2 separate regions of the Homo sapiens genome follow, and region 1 is linked to region 2. Evidence: chromatin loops called from intact Hi-C (ENCODE). Cell type or tissue: ascending aorta. All regions are shown on one strand. Each heading gives the region's core, and the rest is flanking DNA. Links, peaks and the distances in the headings are about the cores only. Region 1 has its middle 340 kb from the start of LINC00973. Region 2 has its middle 110 kb from the start of LINC00973.

The links. Hi-C counts contacts between places; a loop is a spot of excess contacts. Peaks named below come from ENCODE experiments on the same cell type or tissue, not always from the same donor. Only the 100,000 strongest peaks of a DNase experiment are listed, where the experiment ranks them.
Region 1: a loop joins it to region 2, with 3 times the contacts of the local background. A loop is called at or near these places in 3 of 110 quality-filtered maps.

The regions. Positions count from the first base shown.
Region 1 is chr3:99,247,646-99,260,842 of GRCh38, forward strand. No RefSeq gene overlaps it. Among named protein-coding and RNA genes, the nearest start is that of LINC00973, 340 kb to the left of the region's middle. In ascending aorta, for the core only: no CTCF peak of the experiment used is centred there; no DNase peak of the experiment used is centred there; H3K27ac peaks cover 5,751 bases.
Region 2 is chr3:99,017,114-99,030,310 of GRCh38, forward strand. No RefSeq gene overlaps it. Among named protein-coding and RNA genes, the nearest start is that of LINC00973, 110 kb to the left of the region's middle. In ascending aorta, for the core only: a CTCF peak has its summit at 6,649 (motif pointing right); no DNase peak of the experiment used is centred there.

The DNA.
Region 1 (13,197 bases), core at 2,377-10,376, 230 kb after region 2:
AACAATGTTGAGAAAGAGATACTGGTGTATACTGCTGCAATAAAAATTGTTTCAAGTTCTTTTTAGTGTAAACTGCTTGAGATTCTTTGAAGACCAATTTTGAAATATCTAATAAGGCAAAGATGTGTATATCTCACATACACAACAATTCTAGTTTTATAATACTTATAAGGAGACATGAGCTAGGATATCGGATGTAACATTGTTAGTAACATAAAAAACTTAAAATAATTGAGATGTCCATTAGCATGGAAATGGATAAATGTTTGCACAGTGGAACTATTTAGTGACTAAAGTGATTAAAGAAAACTGTATTTCCCAACATCAAAACAACAACAACAACAGCAACAACAACAACAAAACTCCATAGATGCTTTTTGCTGAAAGTAACAAAAAAAGAAATGCATGAACTCATCTGTAAAGAAGGCTGAGGTGCTATGGCTTGAAGATTGATTAAGATAGCCTCTCCCTGTTTTGCCTGTATTTCTGCTCTGCCATCCATATTACGTGGACTTATCTTCAGGCCAATTTTCTCAATGCAGCAAGACAGCTGCACAATTCTGGGTCTCATATTCAAATATGACAGCATCCAGCAGAAAATGAAGCCATTTATTTGTGTGCTTTCAAGAATAAGAAATCTTTCTCAGAAACCTACCAGTAGCATTCTGCCTGTTTCATTGACTGTAATTACATTGCATGCCCTGCATAATTCACTCACAGGAAATGAGTAAGATTACCATGGTTGCTTAGACAAATTAGAATTTACACTTGACATGGAAATAGGCTCTCCTCCCTGAAAGGATGTACCTATTGTATCTCAAGAAAACTGGAGCTCTGTTAACAAGGAATGGAGAGCAAATAGTTAATGGGCAGACAGCTACCAACTCTAGTTTAACCTGGAATAAGAATAATACAATATATAGAAGAACATTTACAGTTTTGTGTCCTTGTAGACATTTTTAAAGCACTGAAAACAATAATGAAATTGTGTAAAGATACAAACACACATAATGAGTGGTCAAAACCAAAGGCAGACACTTTACATAGCGGCTATTGGGCTGCCCCATTGAACAACTGGGGTCTACAGTGCACAGCTTGCCTCTCTTAGCATTGTGTTTGACTCAGTGGCCTTCTGGTTTTCTTTAGGGAGAGAGGAAAGGGAATAAGATGTGGAGAGATGCATCAGCAATAGCTACACATTTTATTTATTTTAATAAAGAAGCAAATATAGCAATTGCTAACATTTGTTAACTCTGGGAGGCAAATGAAATCCATCATTTTTAGACATAAAATAGTTTTAGAGCTGAAGCTCAGGGTACACTTTGTTGTGTTCAAATTCCTGAGTGTTGATTATCTGGCTTCTTGAAAAAAGGAAAACAGTATTTCACAGTACAAATTTGGTACATTTTAACTCAAAACAAGTATATTTGCTTTGGCAAAACTGTGCGAGATTTATGAATGATGATTAAAATGATCAAAATGTTACCATTTCATTGTTACAATTCCAAAAAAGTCATTCCCCAACATGAATTCCCAGACAAATGTGAATGTAGCTTTTGGCTATTTTTTTAAATTGCAAGTTTGTTTTGGTTTATTCATTCATGTAAATCACTAGGGAACAGGTAAGCTTCTGTTTCCTTCCTAAACTAACCCCTGTTTATGTACACACCCTAAAAGGTCAAATGTAGGCAGGAACCACTGCTTAAGCCCTGGGAAATATATTCTAGGTGATCATAAACATAACCACATTTTTTCTTTGTTTTTTTTCCTAATCATTTGTATTTATTAGAGTATGTTTCGACTTCTCGTGAAGTTGTCAGGAAAGTCACAATTTTTAGTTCCCTTCCATCCTCACCCTTACAGAATAAGGAGCTTCTACACAAATTAGGAGAAACAGGGGTTCACCTAGCCTCTTGCCCATGAACCTCAGAGATCTTTCTTTTTGCTAGGTAGGGACAAAGAAGAAAAATATGTTTTATTTCGGCCATTAAAACTTCACATGTTTGGAAAATGGCTCATGCTTTAATAAGGGACTTCCCGCTGATTATTTTCTGTCATCAATATTCAGAAAACCCAACCAAAAATATTTCTGCGGATCCGCAAATAGACTGGTAAGTCCTCATTTTACATTCCTGAGCAACAGCGTCTAGGTGCCCCTTAACCATTGGAAACAGTGTGGTCAGAGAGAGTTGGCACAGGTCTCAGAGCTGTGGCCTCCCTTGGGCTTCTCATTTTCTACTGGCTCACCAACCTATTGGCCAGAAGTAGATCCTGCATTGGATGCTGTATTGGGAGTCCAGGTGGTCTGAAGGGAGAGGGGTTTCTTATTCCTCTCACCGTCTCCATTTCCACTTCTCAAAGATTCAGGAGGGGCTATTTCTGGACACTTCATCCAAAGCTATAGGTAGACAAAACCTGATCATAAAAAGTGCTGTTACTGTCACTAATGTCTAAATATCAGATTAAAGGAAAAGACAGTCCTGAATCATAGCATAGCTTTGCATCAATTGGTCTTACTAAAAAATGAATGGATATCCTTTGTTGCTTGTGCTCCATGTACTTACAATATTGTGAATATTATTTGCACTTACAACAATATTGTGAATATTATTTCTGCTTGCCAGTTAAAACTTAACTTCCTCTTTCTGAAACAGTTTATGAATGTTATATTATAGATTTGCATCATTAACCTTTAGACAGGACTGCAGTTTAGTGGTTTTAAAGAGCAATTTAATGGTGGGTGTAGCTTGAATGATGCAGGAGAATGGTATTAGAGGTTGTTCTGGAGACAAGTATAATTGCGCTATTTTTCACTTAATTCAAAAGGCATCTGAGCAGAGAAATTCTACTGTTGACTCACCTTAAGTGAACCGCTCAGCCACTGTCTCAGTTTTCGCTGTAGTCAGCACAAGATTTTTATGCCTACCTGTCACACCAGCATTTTAGACGGTACCAATGGCAGTGTTTCCCTGACTGGGTTGAATCTGATCAATTTCCAGCCAGAATTAGTTCAGATTTTTATGAAAAAGAAGTATTACATGTGATTTAAATATAATTTTTTACTTATAGGAACACCTAGGATTAGTATTCCTTAGATTTTTGTATACAGCCTTCCTCCTAAAAGTTCAAAGCACTTTTATATATAAAATTTCATTTATTTTCACCCAACTCCTGTAATGTAAGTCAAGGTCAGGTTTTAATTATTCTTTGCATTCCATGAAGATGATATGCTATTATTTTATTGCAAGTGAAGATTTCAAAGATACTGTCTCAAAGTAAAATAAAAAAAAATCAGTTTCTTTTTCTGAATACATGCATTGCCATCAAGCTTTGGCAGGCCTGCACTTGACCTTTTGTACTTTCTATTATCTAAATACTTATTTGGCTTTAGGAAACCAGCCATGTGTGTCTGGAATTATTACTAAATGTAGCCCTCAGATTGCAATACCATTTTACAACTTTAAGAAAAGGGTAAAATTGGCAATATTGCGGTTTTGAAAAATCTCTTCTGAGTGAAGGCATGGACCACTATCTACTTCAACTTCCACTGGGTGCTTTTGCCTAAAGCACTGTCAGGCTACAGCCTTACACTAATAATATGACTAACTGTAGCCTGTAGGACCAAATATTCCAGGTTACAATCTTATCAGAGGAAGACAGAAACTGCAGAGAGGAGATGAAGGTCACCCCCACACCCCAATTCTATTGCCCTATTTTTTTGGGATTTAAAGACAGACAGAGGAACCCCTCCATCTCATGGTTGGATCTCAGATATATCTGCCTTTGTCATAGGTTTCCAGCTGGAGAAGTGGTTTCCAAGTGGAGAAGCCTAAATTTCTAGCAGTTCTCAAAGGCAAAAATAAAAATCCAGATATGTTCATTACTTTTATCTAGCTATTCTACAATGTATACATATATGAAAATGCTGTGATGTACACCACAAATATATATGATTTTTATTTGGCAATTAAAAGATGAAATCAATCAATTAGCTAAAAAAGCATCATCTGTGCAAAAATATATAAACATCAATAGTTAATTCTAATAAATTTTGAAGTCTCACATTAATCAGTTATATTCACATCCTTGTTTTAGTTGCAAGAATATCAACATAGTATGGTAACACAGTAATCTTATGCTGAAGAACAACTTCAACTGGCTATTTGTGATTTTGAAAAAAAACAGCAATTTAATTTTTAGTTAATATATGTGGTGATCTTGGTGGAACACAGAAATTGTTTCAAATCTGAAGCCTGTGGGAGAAACTATGGTGGTGGGAACATTGGCTACTTCTGTCATCAGTTTGAGGTCACCATCATCAAGTGTGCAAAGCCCTCCACTTTATAGTTCTCACCTTATTTGGCTTGACTCCTCACACAGACACCTGAAGATCCTAGAACTTCTGACTGCTAAGTATTAAGAGCCCAATAAATGTCCATTAAAAGAAACAGCTAGAAACAGACGGGTTCCACTTCTTAAGAGTCCCACTTACTCATTCAACAGATATATGGAAAGTGACCAATTTGAGCTCTGTGCTGGGTGCTTGGTATACAAAATGTTCCCCTTTGTATGAAAAAGATGCCACTAATTGCCTTCATGGACATTGCAGTCTGGTAGGAGTGACAGATGTGTATTAAATAATGACATAAGGAGGAGAAAAATTATAATTGTGGTAAATGTTGTCAAGCAGAAGTGCAAGAAAACTACATCGGGATTTGACCTAATCAGAGATTAGGAAAAAGTTTTCCCAGGGAAGATAAACCTGAGCTGAAGCTAGTGGTTGAGTTGCAGTTGACTAGTCAGGGTTATAGGGAAGAGCATTCTAGCCAAAAGGAACCAGATATATAAATATTCTGTGTCAGGAGGAAGTCTGGTAAGTAGTAGGGCCTGAAAGAAGATCAGTTTGGTGGTGAGACTGGCTAGAACGTGGAAAAGTCTGTGAGAAGTGATGAATTAAGAGTCCCTCCATGGAAGACCCCTTAGGAAGTTTGCCCTAGCTTAAAATGGAAAAACATTTAAGAATGATGAAAAATATGTATTACATGATCAAACTTGTATGCTCTTTGTTTTTTAAAGAATCACTTTGGCTGCAAGGTGGAGAACAGAGTGGAAGTAGGGAAGAGAGACCAATTAGAATTCTACTGCTAAAGTCCAGAGCATGGTGCCTGGACTCCTGTAGAAATGGTAAAAACAGAAGCAGATGAAATAAGGAGACATTTGGGAATCACCTTTGAACTCTCTGGTAGCCGCATATGTCCATCCTTGTATGCATTCACATGTCTCCCAGGTCAAGAAATATTCCTTGGTTCCCCCAGACTCCACCAGAGGAACCCCTCAGTCTCATGGTTGGATCTCAGCCTTACTAGATGTATCTACCTTTGTCATAGGTTTATGCATTATAGTCCCTGTTGTGGGCTGTTTTCTTAGCTCTTTATTATTATTATTATTATTTTATTTATTTATTTATTTTGAGACAGAGTCTCGCTCTTGTCGCCCAGGCTGGAGTGCAGTGGCACGATGTCGGCTCACTACAACCTCTACCTCCTGGGTTCAAGCGATTCTCCTGCCTCAGCCTCCTGAGTAGAAAGGATGACAGGCGGCTGCCACCATGCCCAGCTAATTTTTGTATTTTTAGTAGAGACGGGGTTTCACCATGTTGGCCAGGCTGGTCTCAAACTCCTGACCTCAGGTGATCCACCCACATCGGCCTCCCAAAGTGCTGGGATTGCAGGCGTGAGCCACCTTGCCCAGCCAGCTCTTTATTATTGAGTCAGCCTGGGCATGATGAGTAATAACCAGGGGTAATATCCACATCCATAGCAGGCGTTTGTCTAGACAGGGTTAGCCTCATCAAATTTAAATGCTCCACCTTGGCCACCTGACCACCAGGATTTCTTAAAGATGCTATGTTTTATGCCTTAACTCCAGGAAACACTGTTGTTTGGAGAAAAAAATGGGTACAGTCATGAGTTCGGTCCCACCAAATATAAAATGCTACATTCTTCTATGATATGACAGGGCTCCCTGATTTAGTACTCAGAGAACAGGGATAGGAAAGCCAACCCTAACATCTAGGCTACAGAGCCTGTCAGGATGTCTAAGCTCTTCCAGCTGCTTCCAGTAGGGCCACTATGTGGGTGATACTAACTGAGGTTGTGCAATGAGTGACCTTCATCCCTGTTTTGATTTATGTATTATGTGCAATGAGTATTTAGTATTTATGGCATAAATAAATAAATAAAAAATAAGTATCCACTCTGCTTACCCATTCAGAGTTAAAAAGCAAATGAGGTTTAACAAAGAATATGTTCCAAAATTTAGCCAAAAATTCAGTGAGAGAAGAAGGGAAGAAATCTGGTTGAAAGTAGAACCATGACAGGACCAGAAATAAACTGAAAAAAGAAAGAGGTTTTGCTGAGGAGGTAGCATGGGAAGAATGAGTTGATTCTTATTCTGGCAGGAGAGAGAAAAAGCTGGAATTGGTGTTTAATCTGATGGAAACAGTGTGACTATGCATGCCCCAGCTGGGCTTATTCCATATCCTCAGGCTGCTGTGACTGCCCCAACTTTCTTGAAGTTTGAGCTTCTGCATTGAAAATCAGTCTAGACGTTTTATTCTCAGACTTTCCAGAGGAAACTCAGATGGTAACCCTACCAGCGTGTCAAATTGAGAACCTACATTGTTCTCACCTCATGAAAGCCATTTAGGCAATGTCCAAGACAGTTTAAAGGAATGAGGGAACTATTTCTACTTCGTAAGAAAGTAAATGCTTCCTTGAAATTCATTATGTGAACTGCTAAAAAGAAAAAAATAAAGAATGTAAACTTTTCAGCTGCTTGTTTAAATGCTAGTATAAAAACCTATATGCTTTGTCCTTTCTGGGCATATTTACATATTTTCATATTTACCCAAATTCTTGAATTTGAGAGAAAAACATGGAGAGGTAATAAACAGAGTGGAGGACTCGGAATGAAGATAATCAGGTTAAAGCTTTAATTCCAGTGATGTGATCTGGGACAAGCTACTTAACCTCTCTGGGTGCTCATTTCTTCACTGAAAAAAGTAACAGTGTTGTATATAGGATCTAGAACTTTCTATGTAGAATACTCATTGAATCCATTTAGGATCAATAGCACCAAGTTACCTTTTTTAATATAATAGACCTCATAATGAATATTAAGCATTTTGAAATTGAGAAGCACAATATTAAATGATCAGTTTGGATTTTGTGTTATCACAAGAAGTGCTGTAACCCAACAAGTAAATTACTTTCAACCAAATATATACATTTTTATCTAGAGAGATAATGCAAAACAAATACTTGATATATTTATTTCTCTGGGAAATTTATTAAAAATATTCCTAATTTTCTTACTTTGAAATAATGAAAGATCTCAAGATAAGCAATGTGTATTATATATATATTTTTTCCAGACTTTTCCTTTATATGCATAGAAGTTATGAGGAGCCTTTATGAAAATCTTAGAATTTGTACTTTTTAGCTGGGATGAAGAGCATAAGGCATTTGGGAGATAATTCTTTTCATACCATCATACAATATTTAGAGAGCATCGTGCTGCATACTTGGTTGAGGGTGGTAAGAAACATAGGCCTGGACTCGGCTGCAGTGAAGTTTACTGCACAATTATTTCTATTCTCTAAAAACTCTAACACATACAACATAAACTATAGAGATATTAGGAAAATTTCTCTCTGTTTCATCTTACTCCAAAAGAGCTTATGAAACAGCACAATAAAAATTAAAGTATAGTCATCACAATGTAGAATAAATTATGCTCTTATGTGGTCTCACAGCTTAGAGGAGAGGCCATGGAAATATAAGGATTCCCAGAAGCCCCCATCCCCGTCCCCAATTAAAACATATGGCTTTTCTAAAAGTAAGCAGCACAAATCATTTGTTTTTATCTGAGAATCTACAATACAAATTGTGTTGTAGGCCCAACAATGCACAGCTTATTCCAGTGCCATCCCTATACAAAGAGAATTGGCTAGGAGGGAGTTCCAAAGTGTATTGCTAATGGTACCATAATCCAAAATCATTAGCATTAGATCTCCATTTAATTATTTTGTTATATAATTAATTAGTTAATCTCATACTTCAAATGAGCTTTGCCTGTCCTTCCTTCTTTCCCTACTGCATAGAGCTGCCTCATTTAGCAAAAAACAAAAACAAAGCAAAACAAAAAAATTAAAGGATTTGCAATTAAATTTGAATTTCAGAAAACTGACAAATAATATTTTAGTATAAGTGTATCCCATGCAATATTTTGACAAACTTATATAAAAATTTTAATATAACTAGGCATCCTTTATTATGCTTAGCAACTCTACTATCACGGATCACCTACCTTGGTTTGCATGAGAAATATTCCACCTATATATTTTTATTACATACAAGAACATCAACGTGAAAGCTGGAGAAATTTTGTGACTGAAATTCTTCAGGCATAACAACCAAATCTGAGTAAATTATCTCTTTAGGTAGGGAAATAACTGACTACGTAATTTCTAAGGATCCCATTCAATCTTATATGTTTACGTTCCTAAGTCTTATGATGATCAAATAATAGGCCGACCAAAGCTTCGTGAAGGCAGGGACATTGTGCATCTTGTTCAATTTTGAATTCACAGTGCTGGAACCTTACCTAATAGAGGTAACGACCATAGAAGGCACTTAGTAAATACAAGTTAAATAAGTAAATAAGAAAAAAAAAACATGTGGAATCTATTTAAGACAGAAATGACAAAAATAAAGGAAAAACTAGAGAAGGTTGTTTTCAACTATAGGCCCAGAGGTGTAAGGCCCTACAGACACTTCACACCTATGTTTTTACATACATGGCTGAAGCTGCATCCTAAGGTAATACATGTGGATTTTTAGAAGGATTAAAACTCTTTGAAAAGTTTGGCCCAAACAAACAGGATATTATTTCTAGGTCTCATGTAGGGCTCCCAAAGGATAATATTTTTACTCCTAGCCTAAATCCTTTTATGGTTTCTCTCTGTCACCTGGATATTGTCTTAATGCACAGTTTGATGCTTTTTCGGGTACTTTGATAGTTAAAGTGGGGTTACAAAGTAGAATCTGTTTATGACTATGGAAAGTCACTTTGACCTCAAGAAATATAAATGTAACAATCGAGAGAGAACAAAACAATTTATATTTAACTGGAGTTTACACAGCTATAGGGGAAATTAGAAGTTTCTTTCAGACTTTCCTTTTTTAATGATTACCAAGAGGAAAAGGCTCCTAATATTCCAATCATGCTTCTGTTTTCAACCTCTTCTACAAGAGTCAAAAATAGAAAGAGAGGAATTCTAGGAATTCCCACATGGTCCTTTCAGGAGTGATTTATGTTTCAAAGAGAAGGTTACCTTTTTTTTTTTTTTTTCTGTTACCCAAGGTAAGATTGCTTTCAGCTTTAAATTAGGTTGCTGATTTCTACAATAAATTTTTACCTCTGTTTCTCTCACGCGTGTATGTTTTGGAAGGGGGATGGGGGCAGTGAAAGTGAGATTTGCATGTGTCCAACATAAAGCATACATCTTTTAACATACTTTTTCCACTGCCACTATCTGAAGCATTTAATAAATATTGAGCAATCAAAAATAATGATAATGAAGTGTCTAAATGATTCAAATTCATAGAAACAGAAAGCAGAATTGTGGTTGCCCAGGGTGGAGGAAAGGTTGAAATAGGAATTGTTATTTTATGAGTAGAGAGTTCCCATTTTCCAAGATAGAAAAAAATTCTGGCGCTCCGTGCCCAACAATATGAATACACACAACACTACTGAACCATGTAGCAGACAGAATGAGAAGAAAAATTAATTATTATGAATAAATCATAAAATTCTTGGCCGGGCGCGGTGGCTCACGCCTGTAATCCTAGCACATTGGGAGGCCGAGGCGGGTGGATCACGAGGTCAGGAGATGGAGACCATCCTGGCTAACATGGTGAAACCCCGTCTCTACTAGAAATACAAAAAATTAGCCAGGTGTGGTGGCGGGCGCCTGTAGTCCCAGCTACTCGGGAGGCTGAGGCAGGAGAATGGAGTGAACCAGGGAGGCGGAGCTTGCAGTGAGCACGATGGCGCCACTGCACTCCAGCCTGGGCGACAGAGCGAGACTCTGCCTCAAAAAAAAAAAAAAAATTCTTCATTTACATTTTTCTATGCAATGTAGGTTCTTATGTGGAAATATAAGGATATTTATTCATTCAGACATTTGCTAAGCCTCTGTTATGTAAAAAGTAGAGTCTTTATTCTCAAATAGTTTTCAATGGAGTAGGAAAGATAAAACACACCAATAACTTTGTTCAAAACTTTCTACATGGAAAATTAGCAGGGCGTGGTGGCAGGCACCTGTAGTCCCACCTACTTGGGGGGCTGAGGCAGGAGAATGGCGTGAACCCAGGAGACGGAGCTTGCAGTGAGCCGAGATCGTGCCACTGCACTCCAGCCTGGGCGACAGAGCGAGACTCCGTCTCAAAAAACAAACAAACAAACCAAACAAACAAACAAAAAACTTTCTACATGGAAAGTAGTATTGTTGTGAGAGTTAAATGAGGATGTGTGTGAGTGTGTCTATGTGTCTGTTCATGGCTTACCACATGCCTGGCATACTGAAAACCCTTGTTTAATATTAACAATTATTATAATCATCTATTTACTCTAATATTAGATTGTCATCACAGCCCTAGTGTTACTGTTGACGGTAGTTGTCCAGTTGCCCAACTACCAGTTGAGGGTAGTTGTCCAGACTCTTGGCATTTTGAACAAAGAATTGGACAAAATGCAAAAGAAAGCAAGGGCAGGTTCTTGGTGGTTTGAACAAAGAACTGGATGAAACACACAAACAAAGCAAGGCAGCAAAAGCAGAATCTTGTTTTAAGTGAAAGTACACTCCACAGGGTGGGAGCAGGCTTGAGCAAGTGGCCAAACAACACTGGTTACAGCATTTTTCGGGCTTCGAATATCCACCTAGGAAACCTAAACCTAGAGGTTTCCCATTGGCCCACAGCCAGGCTAATTTATTGCAGGAGGGAACCAACCAGAATGAAGAGTAGGCCTGCAACCAAACTGATTGGTTGTGGGAAGGGACCAATCAGAGGTACTTTCATTTCATTGCCGCCCAGAAAAAGGAGGGATTAAAAGGTGAGTAGCTGCTGATATCCAATTAGCATGAATCAGCCTTAGGTTCTCTGCCTCCAGACCCTATTTTCCTGCTTCATTTCCTCACTAAGAGAAATAATCCCCATAAATCTTTGTGGGAGGCAGAGGGACTGATGGGAAGAAGAGGGACTACTTCGTACTGACATGGGGCACAGTCCCTACCTATTGGGGAGCACGGAACTTATCCTGCTCTTTCAAGTGGAGACAAGGCAGATTCTTGATGGCTGGGGGTGTTGTCTTCATTTGGAACTGGCTGGAAACCTAGTCAGTTGATCATCTGAACCTTGATAGTCTCTAGGTGAGAGGAAGTGAATTTTATAAAAAGATTTAATGAGGACTTCACGGGGTGGATACCTATGCTGTAAGGAATGTTTGTTATAGGAATGAATTAAAACATTCTGCTTAATTACTACAAAGGAAGTGATTTGAATCGATCTAAAGAAGGCAATTAAACTGCAAAAAATATAAAAGCATGGCTACTATTATCCAGCCTACAGTAACTATGCAACAAAAACACCAAGGAAAGTTGGCAGGCATTTATTTATCTTCTGGCTGTCTTCTAAAAGGTACTTCAGGTCTTCTACAGGTTCACAGGTGTGGTGGCTTATGGGAACTTCCAGGTTCCAGGTCTGAGACTTCAGGTATAGCAGACTTGATCCTTGAAAGATGTATTCAACTATCTAATCCCAGTGCTTTCACTGCAGAAGTCATGGCCAGTACCACTGAAAATTGTCCCTTCCATTTGGGTTGCAGTTGTTGAGCAGGTGATCCCTCCTTCCATGTTTTAACAAGTACCATATCTCGTGGCCTGATTTGGGGTTGGTGGTTAGTTTCCTTTTTCATTCCTCCAAGGAGCCTCAAGAAATTTAGCCCACTTGTTCATTTCCATGGATCTGTTATAGTCCCGATTAGGATCAGTAGTGGAGACTATGTCTCAGCCCAGGAGGTTACCCTGAGGGTTTCAGACATAAGTCTTCCACTTCCCGGTGGGCAGTCTCAATGATTCATTCCTTTTAAAGGGGGGGTGCAACAGGTTGCTAGAATGAATTGAACATCTCTCCATGAGGGATCAAAGGCTAAGGTCAAGTTTGGAGCCCATCTGTGAATTTCCTGGGATTCTTGGAATAGTTTCCTAGCTTTTCCTTACATTGCTGTATATAAGTTATAGAGAAAGGGACCTGCACTAGGACTGGCCCTTCAGCTCCTGCTACTTCCCTAAGGGGTAGCAGGGCTGGAGGGAGAGTTAAATATGGTGTTTCTCTCTGAGTGTGAGGGGGACTTAGTAGGGTCTCCAGTGTTTAAGTTGTAGCCTCAAGTGCACTTGGCAAGGGGCTATATGGAAGAGGTTGCTGTTCATCCTGAGAGACAGGTAGCCCTTGAAAAGGGTCATGTGTAATATCTAGTTCTGCCTTTGGACTTTCTTTTGGGGCAATTATTAGGTTTTGTTATAGGGCCATGGAGGCTGTACATATGGGATTTCTGACCATTTGCCCTACCACTTACAAAATAGGTCAAATTGCAGGATTGTCACAATAAAGGCTACCATTCACCAGCCATTGTTCTGGGCTGGGCAGCTCATAATGGTGCCAAACAGCATTGTGGAACATAATCATATGTTTTTATATTAGGTTTCTGTAGAGGGACTGAACTAATAGAATATATATATAATAGAATATGTATGAATATATATATGTATATATATATCCCATTAGTTCTGAGTCATTTGTAATCCTGCCTGGATTGGACCATAGTAGTTTCCCATTGACCTTAATCACAGGGCATGGGCATGGTAATACTAAGAGACACCCTAATGGTCTCCTGTATTCCATGCATACTCTTCCTTACCTCCATTCTGGAGTGGTAGACTGATTTCATCTTGATAGTTCAGGTCAATCACTCCAGCCAACACTGTAAGTCCCTTCTTAGCCTGTTGACTTAAAGGTAGGAGGAGCCCAAAGTGACCAGGTGGCAATCTTAACTTCAAGTTTAATGGAGTTGTTG
Region 2 (13,197 bases), core at 3,414-11,413:
TACATGAATTTGGGAACACAAATTACTGGGAGCTTATAAAATGCCAAGTAAAATGTTTTATTAATGTATCTATTTACCCATCTATTATCTTCAGTTCTAATCCAATGACACAGGAGTTTATTCTAGTTTTCTTTCCATATTTGTACTTCCCTTTTTTGACAATGAGAAAACTGGCTCCCTCTTCAAAGTGTGTGTGTGTGTGTGTGTGTGTGTGTGTGTATGTGAAATCTCCTAGGTGTCCAATCTCTCATTGGCACTGTCACCAATGATGCCCCGTCTAGATATGCTTGGCTTCCTCACCCTTGTGCTGGGCTCACCTATATGCTGGGCTCTGATATCCCCTGTTCTGCATGGACACCCTTCTCTCTCTGCCCAAGCTTTACACACCATGCTGAAGGACCCCAGCCTGGAAACCCTCCTCATCCTGCTTGATGATAACCTGAGCTAGGCTGTCTTTCAGCCAAGATGACCTTCTCACCTTACTTGTGCTCTGACACCTCATTCTGGGTCAGTCCTCACATGGACACCCTTGTCACCTCTCTCAAGCTCTGATATTCTGCACAAACAGCCCCTTTAATCCCAACTTGGAACCTGAGCCCCTAGGTCAGCCTGGTTCCCTGCACCTACACAGATGCTTTTTTAATCCTGCTTGGGATCTCATAGCTCCTAATGGGCTGACACCCTGCATGGATGCCCTTTTTGCACACTCAGGTCCACTTTGCTCCCCACTCTCTGGCATGGACACCTACCTTGCTCAGTTCATCAAATATCCTTGGACTCATTATTTTCAGAAAGGGTAAGGAAGAAGATAGAGGCAAAAAAGATTTTTGAAGAAACTTCAAATGGAATAAAGAGGGCTTGATCAGGAGAGACTTTGTTTAAATCAAGGTTTATTATCTTTCTCCCCAGACTAACACTTTCTTCTTTTTCTATCTGTTGTAGCATTCTCATAATCTTAAACTCTGGTGAAAACAGAAAATTATTGTCAGTGAACATCTACTAAATACAGGTTAGAAAATAATTTTTGTGAGAAGTTTTCCAAGCCATGGGAGTTTCTTCCTTATCCTAAGTACCTTGAAATAATTTTCTTTCTTTGGAGTTGTAAAGGCTTGGGATCATATAATGAAAAAGAAACACTTCTTACTAAAATGTCGTAAGAATGCCAACTTCTCCTGTGTCTTTGGCCCCTGGGGTGGGAAGGCAACTTTTCATGTTGAACAAGGATTATATCCTGGCATCACAAATCTGTTTAAACCTTGGAAATCAAACGTACTGATTCCTCTTCCAAAAACTGTCATTAATTCATTGTTTCGTTAGACAGGTCCTGGACTTTGGTTTCTCTTCTGGTAAAGTGAGAACAGTGTCTCCCATTAGCCAAAATAAGCAGAGGTCAGTGAAATAACAATGTAACACCAAGACATGGTGCACTTCTCAGGTGAAAACTTTTATGTAAGTACCAAGTATTGATTTATTTCTAAAATACCATTATCTTTATTAGAAACACTCCAGAGGGCAAAATACTTTCATTGTTTTGGAAATTAAACAAAAGTACAAGCAAATATTGGCTTAAAATGTAACTAACTGGACCATTTTAAAGATAATAATTCATATCACTGACATTCAAAATAAAACAATCATGTAAAATGAATTTTTTGGTTGTTTGTGATGGGAAAGTACAGAGGCTGGCTTTTTGGTCATGGAGTTTAATAAAGTTAATAGAAATTTGTGGATGTTTGGAGAAAGACAGATTGACCAAATTACCCCTGGAATACTTTTATTGTATTTTATCCCATCTATTTTATTCTCTCTTTCATAAAAGAAAATATCAGAGCTTTTAAACTTTGAGTTTACGACCCTTAGATTTTATTATAAACTATCAGTTCTGCCCTTAACAAGCCCCTTGGTCCAATTTCCTCTATATTTTATTGACTAAATGACTTTGGCTGAATTACATTCAGATAAAGTTGTCAATTGTTGTAGTTGGCCTGAGAGGCCAAATGATCAAATTGAAAGCATAAGGTGTCCCAAGTACTGGGTTCATACACAAGGTCTGTGGAATTTTAGTTATTTTCCTCTTTAGGCCTCAGTTTCACTTGTCAAAGGATAAATATGTCAAAATTTATTCATCTCAGGTTGCCTTGTGTGACACTAAATAAATGCAAAAACAAGTTTTGAAATTCTAGAATGCTATGTGGTGGAAGACACTAATCTTTATATTCAGTTTGATATATATTTATATTCTAACATAATCTCCATTTGTTCAGTGAATTTATCTTTACTCCAACATTGATTGTACTTTCCAACTACTTTTCTCTATGCAGTGGAACCACTATTCCTCTAATCACATAGGCTGGAGATTTTATAGAACCATTCTAATTTTCTGTTAATTTTTTCTGATTTCTCCAATTTTTTATCAGGCTTCATTATTTCTTCCTCCATGTTACAGCTCAGCTTTACTGTTTCACTCAATTGTCATTGCTATCAATCTATATTGAACTTGTCTTCTTTAGTAATAAGTCAGGAGACAGTGTAGCAGGAAGCATGTTCAGCATTTTTCCACTTGGGAGCCTTACCTCACAGAAAAGCGCTTAAACACAAAAGAGGCTTTGGCCACATTTTAGCTAAAACTCCTCAGCAGAAAGCAGAATTGGCTTTTATGCCTCATATGCCAAATTCTGTTTTGGTAGAGGTACTTTGAAGGTACCTAAACTTGCACAAAAGGAGAGCATGATATCAAGACGATAGAGGCTACAGACTATACAGAAGAAATATGGGAAAGGAATTGTAATTATAGGTGGGGAAAAGGTTCTCCAAAGAACTGAGATTGTCCTGCTCATGAACAGAGCATAAGATTAGAGTGAGTGATATTTGGAAATCTGGCGTAGGAAACAGTCAGCACCTAGGAAACTCGTTATCAGAAAGCAGAGCCTCAGCCTGTAGGTGGGAACGTAGATCTTTGGAGAGACTGTTAAGAGCCAGTACTGTCACTAGACAAAGGCAAGGAACTGACTGTACAAGAGTTTACAAGGTATTCAGATCCAGCTAATTAGAGATGGGAATCTGGTAGTTGAGCCAAATAAGAAAATAAGTAAGGAGGAAAATAAGTAAGCATCTTAAATGCAAAGTGAATGATGTTCACCTCTACAAATTTGGGTCAAAGCTCATCAAATCCTTTTTATCTGAAGTCAAATTTGTCCTAGGGATTGAGGTGTTGCTGAAGCTAATTCAGCTATGGAGAAAGGAGTCCTCAAGAGGCTTGGAATGAGGCAAGGTTGGCTGACAGTTGCATTGTCAGGAAAAGAAAACTGGCTTTAAAATCAAGACACATGGACCCTAGGCCATTCTCTTACTACCTTGTGACTATGAGCAAGTTACTGACATTTTTTAGCATTAGTTTTGTCATCTATGAAGTGGTGATAATATTGTCTGTGTAATAAGAATATTGTAAGGTTTAAATAAAATGATAGAGTTTTGGGGACTACAATGGGCAATATATTCATTGATATTCTGATTTAAAAAATGACATTTCTACTACGTTCATGAGTAAAGCAAAGAGATTTATAAAACTTTTGAAATTATATGCAAGCCTGGCTGGAGTGCAGTGGCGTGATCCTGGCTCACTGCAACCTTGGCCTCCTGGGTTCAAGTGATTCTCTTGCCTCAGCCTCCCAAGTAGCTGGGATTACAGGCGTGCACCACCATGCCCAACTAATTTTGTATTTTTAGTAGAGATGGGGTTTCACCATGTTAACCAGGCCAGTCTCAAACTCCTGACCTCAGGTGATCTGCTTGCCTTGGCCTCCCAAAGTGCTGGGATTACGGGCGTGAACCACCACGCCTGGCCAGGAGTCACATTCTTAAACAAAATTAGTGTTGTTAATTGTTTTTGGAGCAAATGTGAATAAATCATCTTTTTGTTCAACAAATATTTCTTGAGTATCTATTACATGCCAGGCACTGCTTTAAGTCTTGGCCATGGAGCTAACATTCCGGTTGGGAGAGATGGGCTCCAATGAACATAATGTAATACATTAAAATGAGTTAACTGTTAAGAAAAAAATAAAGCAAGAGAAGTAGAGGGTTGCAATTTTATTTTGTTGAATTGTCTATCTGTATTCCTTTGGATCTCACTGAGTTTCCTTAAAGTTATTATTTTGAACTACTTTTCTGGCATTTTGTATGTTTCTTTATCATTGGGGCCTATTACTGGAGAATTACTGTGTTCTTTTGGAGGCATCATGTTTCCTGGCTTTTTCATGTTTATATGTTTCTAGTTTGATTTCAATGCATCTGGTGAAATAGTCACCTCTTCCAATTTTATGGAGTAGGTTTTGTAGAGAAACATTTATTCATATGAATGGGACTTGGGGGTGTCAGTTAGATGGGGTGCATTGCCTCTGGTTCTAGGTAGATGCAATAGTGTAGTCTCTACCTAAGTTTTTCAGCCATAAGTCACACTAATGACATATGGGAGTTTCTCAGTGGCTTGGGCTGCAAGGGCTTGTGGCAGCAGGCATGTGGCTCTGCTGATGATGGACTCGCCAGGTTTCTTAGGACAGGTGCACATGGTGGGTCAGCTGACTTGGGGTTTGGATCTCTGGGGTTGTGGTCCTGGGGTTATTTCTCTGGCCAGGAGCATGGATGCACAGTTGCTCAGCTGGCCTGGGGGTGTTTCAGTTGTGAGTGGCCTGTGAGGTTGTTTCTTAGACCTGGGATGGGGTGCAAGGTTGCAGATTGCAATTTTAAGTGGAGTAGTTAGGGTAGACTTCATTGGAAAGGAGATACTTTAAACAAGGATTTGTGGAAGTGAGTGAGTAAGCTGTGTGAATACTTGAGGGAAGAGTGATTCAGGCAGAGGGAATAGCCAACGCAAAGGCCTTTAGAGCAGTGTATTCGTCAGGGTGTTCTAGAGGGACAGAACTAATAGGATAGGTGTATATATGAAGGGGAGCTTATAAAGGAGTATTGACACATGTTCACAAAGTGAAGTCCCACAATACGCCATCTGCAAGCTGAGGAGCAAGGAAGCCAGCCTGAGTCCAAAAACCTCAAATGTAGGGAGGCTGATAGTGCAGCCTTCAGTCTGCAGCCAAAGGCCTGAGAGCCCTTGGCACTGGTATAGGCCCAAGAGCCCAAAAGCTGAAGATGTTGGAGTCCGATGTTTGAGGGCAGGAAGCATCCAGCATGGGAGAAAGATGGAGACAAGAAGACTCAGCAAGTCAACTCTTTCCACCCTTTTATGCCTGCTTTATTCTAGCTGTGCTGGCAGCTGATTAGATGGTACCCACCCAGACCGAGGATGGCTCTGCCTCTCCCAGTCCAGTGACTCAGATGTTAATCTCCTTTGGCAATACCCTAATAGACACACACAGGATCAACACTTTGCATCCTTCAATCCAATCAAGTTGACACTCAATATTAACCATCACAAGAAGGTATAAGAAAACTATAGCCTGTGGGCTATATCTGGCCTGTCAACTGTTTTTATCAGTAAAGGTTTATTGTCACACAGCTATGCACATTTGTTTCCCTTTGTGTATGGCTTCTTTTATGCTAAATCAGCAGAGTTGAATAGTTGCAATAGAAACATATTCACAATAGCCAAGATGTGGAAACAACCTAAGTGTCTGTCATGGATCAATGGATAAAAACAACTGTGGTATATATATATATAATGGAATATTATTCAACCTCAAAAAAAACGAGATCCTGCCATCTGTGACCACATGGATGAACCAGGAGGACATTATGCTAAGTGAAATAAGACACGAACAGAAAGACAAATACTACATGATTTCACTTACATGTGGAATCTAAAAAAAAATCAAATTCTTAGAAGCAGAGAGTAGATGATAGTTACCAGGGGCAGGAGTGGGGTGGGGCTGTGTGTTGTTGGGGAGGTGGGGAAATGAGACGACATCGGTTAAAAGGTACAATGTTTCAGTTATGTAGGATGAATAAATTCTAGAGATCCAATGTACAGCATTGGGACTATAGTTAATAATACTGTACTGTATACTTGAAATTTACTAAGAGAGTAGATCTTCAGTGTTCTCACCACAAATGCAGAAAGGTAAATAGGTGGAGATGGATATGTTAATTAGCTTGACAGTAGTAATTAGTGCACTAAGTATATGTATATCAAAACACCATGTTGTACACCTTAAATATATACAGTTTTTATTAAGTAAAATAAAGATGCTTAACTTTCCAAAATGAAAGGATAAAAGGGAAAGGAGAAAGAAGCTTATGGCCTTCAAGGCCTAAAGTATTTACTATCTGAAAAACATTAAAAAATATTTGCCAACTGCTGCTCTAGAGGCCAGTGCTGGAGTGGAATGAAAAAAATAACAAATTCCTACTTTTACTAATTTGTGAGGAAATAACTTTTTTAAAAAAATTATTTATTAATTGGTTCTTATGATGATGAAAGCTTTTCAGCTTATTCAGACTATATCTAGAAAATTACATTATTAATACACAGGTTCATTCTTTAAACAGACAAAATAAGACATTCAACTGTTTTTAATCATCTTTATTTTTTCTAATAGTGACAATTATGCTTTTTTTTTTTTTTACGTTTTGGTTATTAACAAAAGTTTTTCGCATTCAAAGAACATTAAAAAACAAATGGTGAACAGAGTGTGATACCAGACTATGTCCAACAGGTGGCTGTATTTCTCAAAGTTTCAAAACCAGCCCAATTGCCTGTTGCATGCAAATTTCCATCTCAGTTTTCAGCTACCACACATTAATTCTGTGATTCCAGGATAATTAATTCTATAACAGAGGATTAAACAGTGGGGGTGGAAAGTGATAAGTAATCACATAACCAGAGATTATTTTATTGACTTTATTCAGATCAGTACTTCTATTCCTCATTCAACAGATTCAAAATCAATATTTGACCATGTCTTCAGCCTGGTTAGGCCCTCTGTGGTGCCCTCTCAAATTAAATAGGAAGTATATAGTAGAGGTGAGAATTTGTAGTTAAAGATATAGAATAGAGTCCTGTATGTGCCATGTGGTAGCTGAGTGAATTAGGAAGTTATTTGGCCCCTTGCTATGATTTAATCAGTAAAAAGAACTGAATAAGAATTCCTACTGTATCACAAGAGGTTTTCTATAGGATTTTGGGAAAACTCTTTATATCAACATGTTTTATACTAAATATTATTATTTCTATTCACTATCCTTTCTTTCTCTCTCAAATGCTTTTCACATTCTGTTCTACCAGAAATATCAATGGATAGATCTCATCTCACTAACTTTGAATGATCTCTAGATGATTGCATTGGCTTAATTGTTTAAAAGATTTGAAGGCATTCTTATTTCCTGAGCCCTGGCATCTGGACATTTGAAGCCATATCATACCAAATTATTTTCCAAGTATTTTCTCCTGAATATTTCTGTACTTCTGTTTGTCTGCTACAATGTTATTGGCCAACAAGGAATCTGGTTTTACTTAAAATTACTATTTACATTTTTTTGTTCAGGTTAGTGTGTCTTTGTCAGATATTCTCTTTTTAATCCTCATAAAATTATGCTATCCTTAGTCCATTATTTTAATATTGAAAGTTAATGTGCAGAAAATTGAATTCAGCAATTTGTATACTATATATAAGACACTGTGCTAAAAGTTTTAGTATCTACAATTCTAACCTCAGGAAGATTACAACCAAATGTGAAATACAATGAGAAGAGACAAGCCTCTAAGCTACAAGTCAGAAAAATCTACGATTTTCTACTCACTTTGTTACCAGATATCTACTTCTCATATCACTCTCTCTCTGCAGAAAAATTAAGGAGCAGTTAGTGGACTTGAAAAATGTTGGCAGGCTCTCTGTCTACCTCAGATACACACCTGTGCTTCTGGATTTGCCATATCAAGTTGTTTCATTTGACCTGGTCTTTACATGACCCTATAGTCATCAGGATAACAACAGATGTTTAAGGTATCTGTGTGGCTATGTGATAATCCTAGTTCTGTTTTGTCCCCTTTTGTTTTATTTTTATTTGTAATTGATAAATAATCATATATATTTATGGGGTACAATGTGATATTTGGATATATGTGTACATTGTGCAATGATTGTATTAAGCTAATTCACGTGTCCATTTTTTTGGACATTTAAAACCTATTTTTAAAAGTCATTTTGAAATATACAATACATTATTATTAACTGTGGTTATCATGCTGTACAATAGGTCCTAAAACTTATTTCTCCTTACTAAAATTTTGCACCCTTTGACTAACACTTAATCATTCCCCTCCCCTTCCATCACCCCATATCCAGCCTTTGATACCCACCATTTTACTCTCTAGTTTTATAAATTTGGTCTCTTTAGAGTCCACATATAAATTAAACCATGTGTATTTGTCTTTCTGTATCAGGCTTATTTCACATAGCATAATGTCCTCTGGGTTTATCCATGTTGTAGCAAATGACAGGATTTCCTCCATTTTTTAAGGCTGAATGGCATATCATTGTGTATGTATACCATATTTTCTTCACACATTCATCAATTGATGGAGACTTAGACTGATTGCATGTTTTGGCTATTATGAATAATACTGCAATAAACTTGTGAGTGCAGATATCACTTCAACATACTGATTTCAATTCATTGGAATATGTACCCAGAAGTGGGATTCCTCGATAATATGGCAGTTCTATTTTTAGTTTGTTGAGGAGACTTTATGTTGTTTTTCATAATGGCTGTACTAATTTAAAATCCCACCAGCAATGCACCAGAGTTCCTTTTTCTTCCTTGTCTTTTTGATAATAGCCATTCTAACAGGTGTAAGATCTGACAAACCTAATTCTAAATGCCCTTCTAAATCTAGGAAAGCATGTATGGGAGATAGTAATAATGTCTTCTAAGTCAGTCAAATGCTTTATAATTTAGTCAGTTGAGCTCATATTTTGGTATTGTAGGGAGGACATGAGAAGCAGAGCAGGGCAATGTTGGTAAGAAAATATTTGCACTCTATTTGATCCTTTCTTGTAAAACACCATCCATTGCCTAACATTAGATCTTTGCTACTCAACACATCATTAGCACTTTTCCTACAATTGTTGAGGTAATATATCTTTGTTTGAAATGATAAGTTTTCTGTACCCTATTGGAGGCACAGCAAAGATGCAAGTTTTTATTCATACATCTTTCAAAGCACTGGAAATAACCAATTAAAAATTATCGTATGTTGCTAGAAGTGCCAGTTCGAAAGTGGTGGTGTAGAAACAAGCTGGCTCCATTTTCCCCCAGAGAAAACCAAAAACAAATATGCAGCACAGAGATTATCACCAGCAATAGACCAGAACTCAAATATGAGGATAAGACAGTTCCTATGGCCACAGATAAGTGAAAAAACTCTGAGCAGGTGGTGAGAGAATTGAACTTCCATATCTGCAATGCCCCTCTTCCCCAGTCTGTCCAGCACCAAGTGTATGGAAAATTACCCCCCAACTTATGGTTTCTATACTGGAAAAAGTGAGACTGAGGTGAACAATTAGCTTCCCCACCATTTGGGATTCCATGTAGGAGACTTGTCCCTGGCTCAAATCGTGGGAAGCATCAGGAGTGCTGGAAGGGAAAAATATCTCTGAGGAGAGCCAAAGACAAAGAAGGGGAGGTGGGACTACCATTGCCAGCCCTGGAAATTCTGATTTGTAACTCAGCCAAAAAAGGTGCCAAATCAGACTGGCTGTTCAGCAGAACTGTCCTGTAGGAGATTTGTTCCACGGGTACACTGAACATGAACTCCTAGCCACCTTCCCTTGAATTAGGGAGGTCCCAAAGGTGATACAGGGAAATCCCCTTTGGGACCTCTCTAATGCAAGACGGTGGCACTCTGTTTCCTAGAACCAAGGCAAACCTGGGCTTAGGGTGTCATCTCATACCAAAAAGGAAGGAGGGACCTAGTGGACATATTTTAAAAACCTAAATAAGCCAAACAGAGAATATTGGAATAGATAACTAATCTTTCAATGCAAAGACACAAATGTATACCCACAAGAAACAACAGCAAACAGGGAACCATGATCTTCCCAAATGGACAAAGCAAAGAATCAGTGACTAACCCTAACAAGATGGTGATATGTTAACTCTCTGACCAAGAATTCAAAATAGGAGTTTTAAGGAAACTAAGTGATTTCCAAAATAACAGAAAAACAATTCAGAAATTTATTAGAGAAATTTAACAGAGATTGAAATAATACAAGAAAATCGAATAGAAATCTTAGAACTGAGAAATACATTTGCTGAACTGAAAAATTCACTAGACTGTCAAGAGTAAAATGGCTCAAACAGAGGAAAGAATCAATGACCTTGAAAATAAGCTATTAGAAAATACACAGTCATAGGAGAAAGATAGAAAAAAATGAAAAGGAATGCAGATCACTTACACAATATAAAAATTATCCCAAAAGACAAACATCTAAGAATTATTGGTGTTCAAGAGGAAGTTGAGAAAGAGCAAATTGTAGAAAGCTTACTCAAAAAAATGAGAAAAAATATTACCAAACCCTGAGAATGAGATAATTCAGGTATAGGAAGGTCAGAGAATATCAAACATATCTGATCAAATAAGACCACCCAAAGGCATATAATAGATTCTCAAAGGTCAAGAATGAAGAAAGTATCCTAAAAGCAGCAAGATAAAAAGAAGAAAATAACATATAAAGGAGCTTCAATTCATCTGGCAACAGACTCCTTAACAGAAACCATGTAAGCCAGAAGAAAGTGGTCTGACATTTTCAAAGTGCTGAAAGAAAATAACTGTCATCCAATAATACTATATCCAGCAAAGCTATTCTATAAATATGGAGTACTTTATTTCTCAGAGAAACAACAACTGAGAGAATTCATCACCACCAGACCTGTCCTACAACAAACACTGCAATATAATAATAGAAGGGGACTTTAACACCTCACTCTCAGTAATTGACAGTTATGTATAACTAATATAACAAATTTCAGTAACTTCATCTAAAGAAAAAAGTGTGCATAGAGAAAACATTTAAAGGTGTAAAAGTTACTGGTAAAATTAAGTACACAGAAAACGCGGAATACACTAATACTATAATTGTGGTTTGCAATCTATTTATAACTTTAGAATAAAACCCAAATGAAAAATTTATCAAAAACAATAATATTTACAATAACCTGCTAAAAGATAGGCAATATAAAAATATGTAAATGGGGGTAACTAAAAGTCAAAACATGGGGTGATAAAATTAATGTGTAGAGGTTAAAGATTTTTTCTTGGTTTGTTTGTCCCTATTTTTTTTCTGTGTGATCAAAGATAAGTTCTCATCTCTTTGAAATAATGTGTTATCAATAGCAAAGACTTGGAACCAACCCAAATGTCCAACAATGATAGACTGGATTAAGAAAATGTGGCACATATACACCATGGAATACTATGCAGCCATAAAAAATGATGAGTTCATGTCCTTTGTAGGGACATGGATGAAGCTGGAAACCATCATTCTCAGCAAACTCTCGCAAGGACAAAAAACCAAACACCGCATGTTCTCACTCATAGGTGGGAATTGAACAATGAAAACACATGGACACAGGAAGGGGAACATCACACACCCGAGCCTGTTGTGGGGTGGGGGAGGGGGGAGGGATAGCATTAAGAGATATACCTAATGTTAAATGATGAGTTAATGGATGCAGCACACCAACATGGCACATGTATACATATGTAACTAACCTGCATGTTGTGCACATGTACCCTAAAACTTAAAAAGTATAATTAAAAAAATAAAATAAAATAATGTATTATATCTATATTTTTTACCTCATGGTAACCACAATGAGAAAACCTATAACAGATTCACTGAAAATAAGAAGCAATAAATTAAAACATACTGTCAGAGAACATAACCACAATAAATGACAATAAGAAATAAAGGAAGAGGGGACTTACAAAACAACCAGGAAACAAGAAAAAAAATAGCAGTAGTTAGTCCTTACTTGCCAATAATAACAGTGGATGTAAACGGACTCAATTCTTCAATTAAAAGACAAAGATTGGCTGAATGAATAAAGAAACAACACCCAACTATACGCTACAGGAGACCCACTCTACCTACAAAAAAACAATAGACTGAAAGTGATGGGATGCAACTGGAAATCAAAAAAAGAACACGAGTAGCGTACTTATATCAAATAAAACTGTCTACAAATTAAAGATTGTAAAAACTAAAGAAGGTCACTATACAATGATTAAAAAGGTCAAATCAACAAGACAATATAGCATTTTAATGTACGAATGGCCTCAACACTGGAGCTCCCAAGCATATAAAGCAAACAGTAGCAAATTTAGCACCCAGCTCTCAGTAACAGGTCATTCAGAAATAAAATCAATGAAGAAACAATACAGTTAAACTACGCAATAGACCAAATGGGCCTAACTGACACATAGAGAACATTTCACCTAACTATTGCGGAATACACATTTTATTCATCAACACATGGAACATTCTCCAGGATAGACAATATCTTAGGTAACAAAATAAGTCTCAACAAATTCAAAAAAGTAGAGGTCATGTTATCTTTTCTGACTACAATGGGATAAAACTAGAAATCAATAAGAAGAGGAAACTTGAAAAATACACGAGCACATATAAATTAAACAATATGCTCCTGAATGACCCAATGTGTCCGTGAATAAATTAAGAGGGAAATTTGAAAAGCTTCTTTAAATAATTAAAAAAGGAAATTTAACATACAAAAAAAATCCATACAATACAATAAAGGCAGCATTAAGAGGAAATTATTTAGCAATAAATGCCTATACCAAAAAAGTAGAAAGACTTCAAATAAACAACCTTATGATGTACCTCTAATAATTAGAAAATTTAAAAAATCAAAAAAATACAGAAGATCAATGAAATAAAAATTTGGGTTTTTGAAAAGATAGCGAAAATCAACAAACCTTTAGCTAGACTAACAAATAAAAGAGAGAACACCCAAATAAATAAAACCAGATCCATAAAAGAGACATAACAATTGAGACTACAGAAATATAGAGAATTATGAGATACTATTATATATAATTATATACTAACAAATAAAAAAATCCGGAAGAAATGGATAAAATTTCTGGACACACACAATTTACCAAAATTGAATGATAAAGAAACAGAAAACCCAAACAAACTAATAGTGTGTAATGAGATC